2 separate regions of the Homo sapiens genome follow, and region 2 is linked to region 1. Evidence: chromatin loops called from intact Hi-C (ENCODE). Cell type or tissue: psoas muscle. All regions are shown on one strand.

Evidence for each region. Peaks named below come from ENCODE experiments on the same cell type or tissue, not always from the same donor. Only the 100,000 strongest peaks of a DNase experiment are listed, where the experiment ranks them.
Region 2: it touches region 1 in a loop (3-fold over the local background); 16 of 110 quality-filtered maps call a loop at or near these places.

What each region holds. Positions count from the first base shown.
Region 1 is chr4:55,442,557-55,447,556 of GRCh38, forward strand. It overlaps CLOCK (clock circadian regulator), which reads right to left. Exons shown (of 23, transcript NM_004898.4): 19 at 2,077-2,229; 20 at 1,131-1,340; 21 at 1-78. It also overlaps a transcript of TMEM165 not described here. Among named protein-coding and RNA genes, the nearest start is that of TMEM165, 49 kb to the left of the region's middle. In psoas muscle, no CTCF peak of the experiment used is centred here; no DNase peak of the experiment used is centred here.
Region 2 is chr4:55,872,635-55,877,634 of GRCh38, forward strand. All of the region lies in intron 8 of EXOC1 (exocyst complex component 1), which reads left to right. Among named protein-coding and RNA genes, the nearest start is that of EXOC1, 21 kb to the left of the region's middle. In psoas muscle, no CTCF peak of the experiment used is centred here; no DNase peak of the experiment used is centred here; H3K27ac peaks cover 1,213 bases.

The DNA of each region.
Region 1 (5,000 bases):
TGGGGCTGTAAGAGTGCTCTGTGTCTGACTGGGTAGAGATGTTTGCTGACTGTGCCCACTCAGTACATTTTGTTGACTCTGTTAAAAATAAAGAGATTTTATAGACAGATTAACTGAAAATAATTATTTGGGAAGTATGCTAGAATTCATCATTCTAACAATATGACAATATGACAGAGAAAGAAGTGGCAGGATATATTACTCTGGGGGAAATATAACCACAAAGGAATGACTCGTGGTAACTGAGAATGAATTAGTCTTGAATATCTTGCTGGAAGGCAAGCTATGACTTTAGAAAGGAGTGTGATTGTAATAGAGATGATATAAAATATACTCAAAGAATTTCTGTTAAATGCCCAAAGTGAATGACTAATTAGTGGGCATTTTTCTATTTTTCATTTAAATCCTTGGGATTTACAGTCACAGATCTACAGTAATTACCAACATTTTCTGGAATATTCAATAAACCATTATGCCCCCTCCCCCAACAGTCTATTCTGCACATATGGGAACAGGCTTCCTGGTCAGCCTCTTGAGCAAGTCATACCTTTTAAACACAGAAATAGTCTAAGTTACAAGAACTTGGTATAACTACTAGACTACATCTTTAAACAGATTGTGACATATTTTAAAGCTCAGCCAGGCGCAGTGGCTCACACCTGTAATCCCAGCACTTTGGGAGGCTGAGGTGGGCGATCACCTGAGGTCAGGAGTTTGAGATCAGCCAGGCCAACATGGTGAAACCCCATCTCTACTAAAAATATGAAAATCAGCCTGGCATGGTGGTGGGTGCCTATAATCCCAGCTACTCGGGAGGTTGGGGCAGGAGAATCGCTTCAACCCAGGAGGCGGAGGTTGCAGTAATCTAAGGTCACGCCATTGCACTCCAGCCTGGGCAACAGGAGCAAAACTCCGTCTCAAAAAAAAAAAAAGAAAAAAAAAAGCTGAAAATATTTGATACTAACATGATTTGCACAAAATATTTTAATAATCACTCTCAATACTATACTTTCTAAATACTATTAAATTTTGAAATGATATTTTATCATTAGAGCTTTATTTCTGCTTCAGCAATAGTGTGCCTTCCAACCACTGATCACTCCATAGCCCGCTGTGCTCAGTAACATTACCTGAGTTGATGTACTCTGTAAAGTCTGTTGTTGTATCATGTGCTGAGTTGTGCCAATGTGTCCAGTATTCATTCCACTTTGAATCTGGTTAGTAGGAACAACTTGGCCTTGCATATTTATAGGTGCAAGTTGCTGGATATTAGATGAATTTCCAGAAGAAAGTTGAACGGAACCAAAATTCAACCCAGGATTTGATTGTTGCAAAAACATCTTTAAAAATAAAGATTATGTTAAAATGAGCTTTGTAGATTGAAAAGAAGAATGAGCATTAAAAAGAAGGCAAAATCAAGCTACAAAGTATGTTTAAAAAGCAAGTAACAAGGCTAAGTCACTTTGAAGAATTAGCAATAAATAAGTAGTGAATAAAATATGAAACTTTATATTCAATCTTTCAGTTATCTTGTTTCCAATTGTTAGAAAAAGTGTAACTAGTGTTAGTCTGTGGATTGACAGCTCTGTATCACTTATCATTTATAATTTATAACATCACACAGAAGTAGTTTTCACTCCAAGTTTCCCTTTACCAAAGTCATAGTCTCCTAGAGTGGTCCTGCTGGTTGGTCATATAAGACTAATTTGAATCATACATACTGGTATCTTAATAAAAATATTACTGATGATTGATTTATAAATTCTGTACCCAAGATGTACCTAAAACTTTATGTAAAATATAATTTTTATATTATGGATTCAAACTTACTAAAATTTGGACTGGTAAAAAAAGATGACTGGAGAAACAAGGATGTTGACAGAAATACCCTCAGAAACAAATTATCTTTAGAGACTGTAAGTATAATCATACTGAGTAGGTAACCAGTGAATATTTATTGAACTGAATTGATAAAACGTATCTCTTGCATCTCACTTTTAATTAAGAAAAGTTAATTTTCCTAGAAATCCAAAATGTGAATGGGATGCTTTGTTTGTATTCAAATATAACAATTACCTGCAGCCCCTGACCATGGACCATCTGAAGTTGTTCTTGAATTTTTCTTAGTTCTTCTTGTTGCCGATGAATATTTGCTTCTATCATGCGTGTCCGTTGTTCCAATTGGTCTTTCAGATGTTGCATGGCTCCTAATTGAGCTGAAAACTGAAACTGAAGTACCATGTACGGAAAAAGTGTAATATATTTTAGAATTACTTACTCCTTATAATTGCACAACATGAAAAGTAAGCAGTATAACATGAGTGAAGGATGATAACATCCTTCACTAGTTATGTCCCTTAGTTTCTAATCCACCCATCTTTGCTCTGCTTTGTAATATTGGACCTGGACCTTCAAAATATTTCTCCTTTGCCAGCAGGCACAAAGTTATCCACATCAGTAGGTGGTGCTGGAGGGACACTGCCAAGAAAGTGCTCAACTCCTGGTTCTGGTGCTTCTTGCTCTTATGTCAGGGTGCCAACGGGAAGCTTTTAATATTTTCTCAACCACGTTTAACATATGATATGGTCTGGTTATTGTTAATTTCTGAAATCAAAGTTGTGTGCCCTGAAATGTAATTTAGTATCCCAAATACAAACTATTGAAGATAGAGTTAAAAAGCTTTGGATGGGAAGGACATTTCTCACTTTTACATACACCTGCCCCGGCAGGTGGCTTTCCAGCAAGTCTCAATGACATCCTAGTGGGCAGCTTCCCTGCAAGCTTTACCAGTACCCCAGCTGATGGCTTCCAGCTCTCTACCTCTAATCTGTGGCATGTCAGTGAACTTCTCTATTATCCAGTTGCTATAGCCACATTTGCCCCAAGAAGATCTGCATCTTAGCCTGGCATGGGGGAAGAGGAGGTTAGGAGCTTGTGGGGAGTCTTCTAAGTATGTTCCTTCCTTGGGTACTCTCCATCTACCTTACAGCTAGTGGTTGCTCTCTGCATCTGCTATTTCTATATTCTTTTTTTTTTTTTTTTTTTTTTTTTTGAGACAGGATCTCACTCTGTCACCCAGGCTGGAAAGCAGTGGTGCGATCATGGCTCTCTACAGCCTTAACTTTCTGGGTTCAAGAGCTCCTCCCATCTCAGCCTCCCCAGTGGCTGGGACTACAGGCATGCACCACCACACCTGGCTAACATAAAAATGTATTTTCTTGTAAAAATAGGGTCTTGCTATGTTGCCCATGCTGGTCTTGAACTCATTGGCTCAAGAAGTCCTCCTACTTCGGCCTTCCAAAGTGCTAAGAATACAGGCATGAGCCACCACACCCAGCTTTATTCCTATATTCTTTAGGTTCTCTTTACTTCTTTTAGGAGTTAATCCGTGTTACCAGTTAATAATTTTTTATATTATTCCTGTTCAAATTTCTGGTATGCTTCTGGCTTCTGACTGGATACTTGACTGATTACACATACACCCTGGATTTACAAGACCTGAGCTCATATTGTGGCTACCACTTACTGGAAAAAAATTTAACTTCTTTTTTTTTTTTTTTTTTTTGAGACAGAGTCACCCAAGCTGGAATGCAGTGGTGTGATCACAGCTTATTGCAGCCTCAACCACCCAGGCTCAAGCAATCCTCCCACTTCAGCCTCTCAAGTGGCTGGGACTACAGGCATATGCCACCATGCCCGGCTAATGTTTTTTTTAAGAGATGGGGTCTCACTATGTTGCCTAGTCTGTTGTAGAACTCCTGAGCTCAGGCAATCCTCCCACAAGCCACCATGCCCAGCCTTATTTAACTTCTTAGCTTCATTTTTACCCCTTAACAAAGGAAAAAGTAGTCTGCACCTGGAGTTAATTTGTATCAATTTCTGTCATCCCTAGAATGCCCTCTATGTGTACATGAGTAGAATTACCCAAAGTTGCAAAAATCTGACAGATAACCAATAATATTTTCACTTTTATCTTCAATGGAAACTATCCTCAGATAAGTATAGAACATGGGCTTTTAAAGACTAGGCAAGTATGAATGAATAAACGCATACATGAATGAAAATAAAATTATATTTTCAATCTTATTTCTCTGTTTTACTTGAGTCATGAGCAGCTCCTATTTTCTTCTGCTTATAATTTACCCACATTTGGTGATTCATCTCTTAAGTCTATACAGGCTCTTTAATTATTCCCATGAATTTTCAGTATATGATACAGTATAAGAGCAGAAAGAGTTTCACTTTATTGGAAGGAAATCTGTCTTAAAGTAGCCTCTTACAGTGAACTGTATGTAAAAGTGAGAAATGTCCTCCCCATCCAAAGCTTTTTAACTCTATCTTCAATAGTTTGTATTTGGGATACTAAATTACATTTCAGGGCACACAACTTTGATTTCAGAAATTAACAATAACCAGACCATATCATATGTTAAACGTGGTTGAGAAAATATTAAAAATTTAGTACCTCAACTCCCTCAAGTTTTTTTTTTTGTTTTTTTTTAAATATTAGTCAAAATGTTATAATTATGGCCGGGCATGGTGGCTCACAGCTGTAATCCCAGGACTTTGGGAGGCCGAGGTGGGCAGAATGCTTGAGTCCAGGAGTTTGAGACCAGCCTGGGCAACATGGCAAAACCCTGTCTCTACTAAAAATATAAAAACTAGCCGGGTGTGGTGGCATGTGCCTGTAGTCCCAGCTACTCGGGAGACTGAGGCGGGATCGCCTGAGCTCAGGAAGCAGAGGTTGCAGTAAGCCGAGATTGCGCCACTGCACTCCAGCCTGGGTGACAGGGTGAGGCGTCGTCTCAAAAAAAAATTAAAAAGTTACATTTATGTCATACAAATGTTATTTTATTATAACTAAAGTTATTTGTACCTTTGGACAAGCATTATATTGATAGCAATATAGCACTTAAAGGATTTCTATCAAGTACAAAAGAAAATAGTAACAAACACAGAAGGTAGGATAACAGGAAGTAAAACCACAGACCTAAGAGGCA
Region 2 (5,000 bases), 430 kb after region 1:
AAAATTGGGGGAATATCTCGTTCATCAAGAAATACTGCCTGAAAACAATGGATTTTTACTTTATTTTCACTTTGCAATATTCTAAAACAATTGTATTTACTATATTTTATTTCCAATTAGTTTACTCAGGCCCTCCTTCAACTCTATAACAGGTCCTACTTTCTTTCGGTTCCTGTGAGTACATCAAATTTGGCTCAAGCTTCTCTGATTCTGTTTTTTTTTTTCTATAAAGTTTGCTAAACTTAACAGCAGCCGAATCTTTACAGATTATAACTTACTGATTTAAGCTACCTGTTAACCACATTCGTAGCAGTTTTTAAATGTCCCATAGTAGAGACTATTTTGGCCAAAAAAGCATTTAATCTCATTCTGCTTGCTTTTCTTTCTGTCATTTTTTCACTCCATTTAGTAATAAATAGTAATATTACTCCTTCATTTAGTAATAGTAGTAATATTAATCCTTCATTTATTTAGTATTGCCAGGTGATTGAGGTACATACCAGACATTAACTTGGGATAAATGAGAGACCAATCCTGTCCTCTAGTAGTTCACAGTCTAGGGAAGCGAGACAAACAAATAATATACTCAAGAGGGATAAATGTTATGACAGCGAGACTGTGGGAGTGTAAAGGAAGACCACCTAACTAAAAGCACGGTAGGGGGGAATCAGAGAGATTCCCTTAACATTCCACTTGACTGAAAAGTGTCGAGAAAAAAGTAAGCTTAAATGTCACATAGGAAATACTAATTCATGTTTTTGTTAGGTACTTACTTCAATAACATCTATTTCTATACAATTCCTTAGTTTTTAAAAATGACACTGTTGACAATTATGTTATCCACATTTGTTAGATAGTATTGAAAATACCAGCCAGTAAACAATAGTCTTTTCTGTACCCTTAACTGTTTGTTGTAACATGCAGTTATTTATGATTTTGCTTCTTGCCTTGTAAACTAATGGCCTCGTTTAAAATGAATGCTTCCCATTTCTGAAAAGCTGATATGTGTTATTACATGTGAGTGATGCATGTTAAAAATCAGAACGCTGCGACAACCTGGGGTGTGCCAAAAACGGTGGAAGAAGATATCCCACACATAAGAAAGATTTTCTTAGTGTTGCATTCAGTGCATCAGGTCACCTAGCAAAATTGTTGAGAAACATGGGTATTTCTATTCCTGGTAGGGAGACAAGCTGGGAAAATTGATTAAAATAATATGGTACACCTCTTTGGCAATCACAGAATTTTCATTGTATGCTTATTATGTACTCACTGTCTACCATATATAAGAATAAGCAATAGTTCCTACCCTCAAGATGCTTGTAAGAAGGAATTAAAACTAATGTACTTACTCTTTGTAAGGAGTTAAGACTAATGTACATTAGCAATGTATGTAATAAATTGCTAATTGTAGAACTGTGGACTGTAAGTGCTAAAAAGGTTTAATCAAAAGTGAGTTTATTGAGAATTTAAGGAGTGAGATATGGAAGGAATTGCAGATAAGGTAGGACTTGAACGAGTCCATGCAATACAGTTTATAGCAAATGTATAGTTACAACATTTACAAATATTGTACTGAAGAATCCAGTGAAAATAATCTATTCACAATATAACAGTAATTTCAAAGCATTGATTCTCAGTCTTTTTAAAATTCACAAATTAGTAAAATTAAAAGAAATAAAATTCGGAGACTGACCAAATCACCAATTTTTTTATTTTACCAAATAAAGACCTTTAAAAAGAAATACTATTATCCACTTTCATTATCTTTTCATTTTAAAAATGACATTTTGGCACTAAAAGAATAAGAATTTCCTTTCCGATTTTAAAAATTAATACATTTACCCTTATGAAGGACTCACTTCTTTCATTGTACTTTTTCTTATTGCTATAGGCCAGGAAAAACATCTTGCATTTGGGAATGACTGATCCAGAGCATGCTATCTGTAATGCAACTTTCCTATTAATACTTCTGTGTTATCTATACTTAAGTGAAACTTGAAGTGTATTTTAATATAATAATCACTGTAATATAATATGAGAGTAATGTTACATAAAGAGTAGTTAGCTTCTTTTAGATCTTTCAGATCTTACACACTCAACTTCCCCTGAAATTATAGGCTCTTGCCCATAATTTTTACATTTACTAGGGATTTCTGTATCTAGAAAGATCAAGAATGAGAATCTGGTCAGTTTACACTAATTAGGATTATGATATTGAAAACAGTCAAATTAAGGCTAATGAAATTGAGGAAATATTTGCATAAAGAATATGTCCTTTAAAAAATTGTTTTGGTTGTTTTTTGAAAGATTTATTTTGATAACTACTCTCTGCCTTTTGTTTCCCCCTTTGGTTCTACAGAGACCTCATGATTCTATCTACTTTTGCCTTTAGCAACATGATGAGACTGATTATGTACATAACTTAGAGAAAATGAAAATAAACTGAAATGCACTGAACTAAAAGTACAACCAGGAAAAAACTGAAGTTGTGGAACTTTTTACCATATGCTTAAGTTTAGAAATTTTTCTCTCAACATACATATACAGAAACAAGCTATAATAAAATAAAACCTGTATTGCAGACCACCAGCATTCAATTTCTTTTACAAAAATTGTTTCCTTAAGCATATTTGTAAACACGGATTGATGATCTCTGGTTAAAAGCTTAGAAAGACTTGTGATTAAGATCTATTTTTGTGAGGTTTGTTGGAACTTTGCTCAGATTTTTTTTTTAAGAAAAGAATAAGTAAGTATGCCATAACAGAAAGAAGGAGTTCCAAATCTTGAAAATTTATTCAAATTTTGACCCCAATGTATCATTTCTTTAAAAAAGTCACTATAGCAAAGTGCTTAAGAGTGCAGACACTAGAGCCAAACTTCCTGGGTTCAAAATCCTGACTCTCCTACCTCCTAGCTGGGTTACCTTGAACAAGTTAATTGACATTTGTGCCTGAGTAAACAGTAGTAGAAGAACATAGACAATAATTTTGAGTCTTGAATCATTGAGAAAAATTAATGAGGAAGATTGTTTTGGATAACGATACATTGTTACTAATAAAAACTATTTGGTAAACATTTGTATGATATAAGTCTGTCAAATATTCTTCCCCTTTAATCAGCGTGACCAATTAAGGCACATAGTTTAGGCCAGGCGCAGTGGCTCACACCTGTAATTCCAGCACTTTGGGAGGCTGAAGTGGGCCAATAACTTGAGCCCAGGAGTTTGGGGGCAACCTGGGCAGCATAGTAAGACTCCATCTCTATTAATAAAAATAAATTTTTAAAAAATAAAACACAATTTGGAGACATTTATAGACCTAAAACTATAATATCTATATCTGGCTAGTATCTAATACATGTGATGCTGTAGAATCCTGATTATCCTTCTGGCATCTTGGTTAGAAAACATTTCTGTAATAGAATGTTTATATTGACCTTTGGCAACATAGAAATAGATAATAGTCCAATGGTAATGCCTGTGTATTTTACTTAATATTATTGATTTTGTTCATCTTTATTGTTAGCCCTTACAGAAAAGATATGGTAGCCCAGGCATTCTAAAAATACAGAATTGTTCCATTCTTCAACACTTTAGCTCTTAGTCCTCATTGATTCTTTTGGAAGATGTGATTGTTTTATATTCAGGTAGCCACCCAGAAAAGAATATCCACATAGGTCTACGCTCCGTTATCCAGAATTCTGGGGGTCAGGAGTGTTTTTAGAATGTTTCAGATTTTAGAAAAGCAATACAGTATATATACTGTATATTATATAATCACTCCAAGCACATGTTTTTGCAACAAAAAATATGAATAGTCACTCTAAGCACTATAAATAGGCCCATGTCAGTTCAGGTCACATTTTACCATCAAAATTGTTTTGGTGCCAAGCTTAGTCTGAGTTTTCAGAGCTTTTTGGCTGTCAGAATTACAGAAAGGGATTATGGACCTATTAATATACCTTGTGTATAACATCTGTGGTAGCTGTGAACTTCTGTTGCCCCTGTGTTCTAGTTCTTGTTATTTTGAACTGGTCAGTTTCATTTTGTGATATTTTTCTGCCATCTCTAGTTCAGTTTCCCAAGTTAACCTAAGTAGATATCAGTAAGATGAATCTGAGAAGTGTATTGGTTGTTTTCTACCATTTTATATGTAATTTCTGTATAATGGGTCCTTTTTTCTTTTTAATTTCCATTTTAAATTGGGATATATTCTCACATGAAGAAAATTTTCCAACAGACTGATTTGAAAACATTTATGAAGAAGGGACATGGATAATGATGTGGGTTTTTGTACTTGGCATGTCTTATACTCCCATCTTTCTTTCTCAGTTACCAAGGAACTCCTCATTTCCTCTAGGCCAGAAATGTTTCCTTCTGAATAGTCTGTATTTAAAAGAAAATTTTTTAAAATTCATAACCACTAGGTTATTTTGTGTATATAGTACAGTATATAAATTAGGTGAAAGAAATCCCTTTTAACTTAAAAGAATTTAAATTCAGGACGCTTATTTAGCTAATGTGTACCAACTAGTATGATACACATTCATAATTAGCTTTAGGTAACCTTATCAGGAAATGAGTTAACTAGCTCCAAAACTCTAGCAGTCTGTGTAATTTTAATACAGTTTTCACAAAATGCTGACAAATAACTTCTGGCTATCTAGGCAAATTAGATTGAGTGAAAATTACATCAAATAAATCTGTCTTGGTTTGCCTTTTGCTTGTTGTTGGGAAATTGTATTTTCAATTTGAATCTGCTCCAAGACAGAAGTAAGACTCAGATGACCAAGGTTCCAATTCCAAGCTCTAAGACTTTATATTCTACTTTTTTTTATCTGTTGTTTTAAATATTACAAACTCTAATGGGAATACCATAAATGTAGACTGTTTTGAATGATTTCTCTATTTGTGTTTCTTAATTCAAGCTATATCAAGAAGGTCATTTGCTTGGTAAATTGTGAAATATGGTATGAGAGAGACAAGCTTCATTAAAACG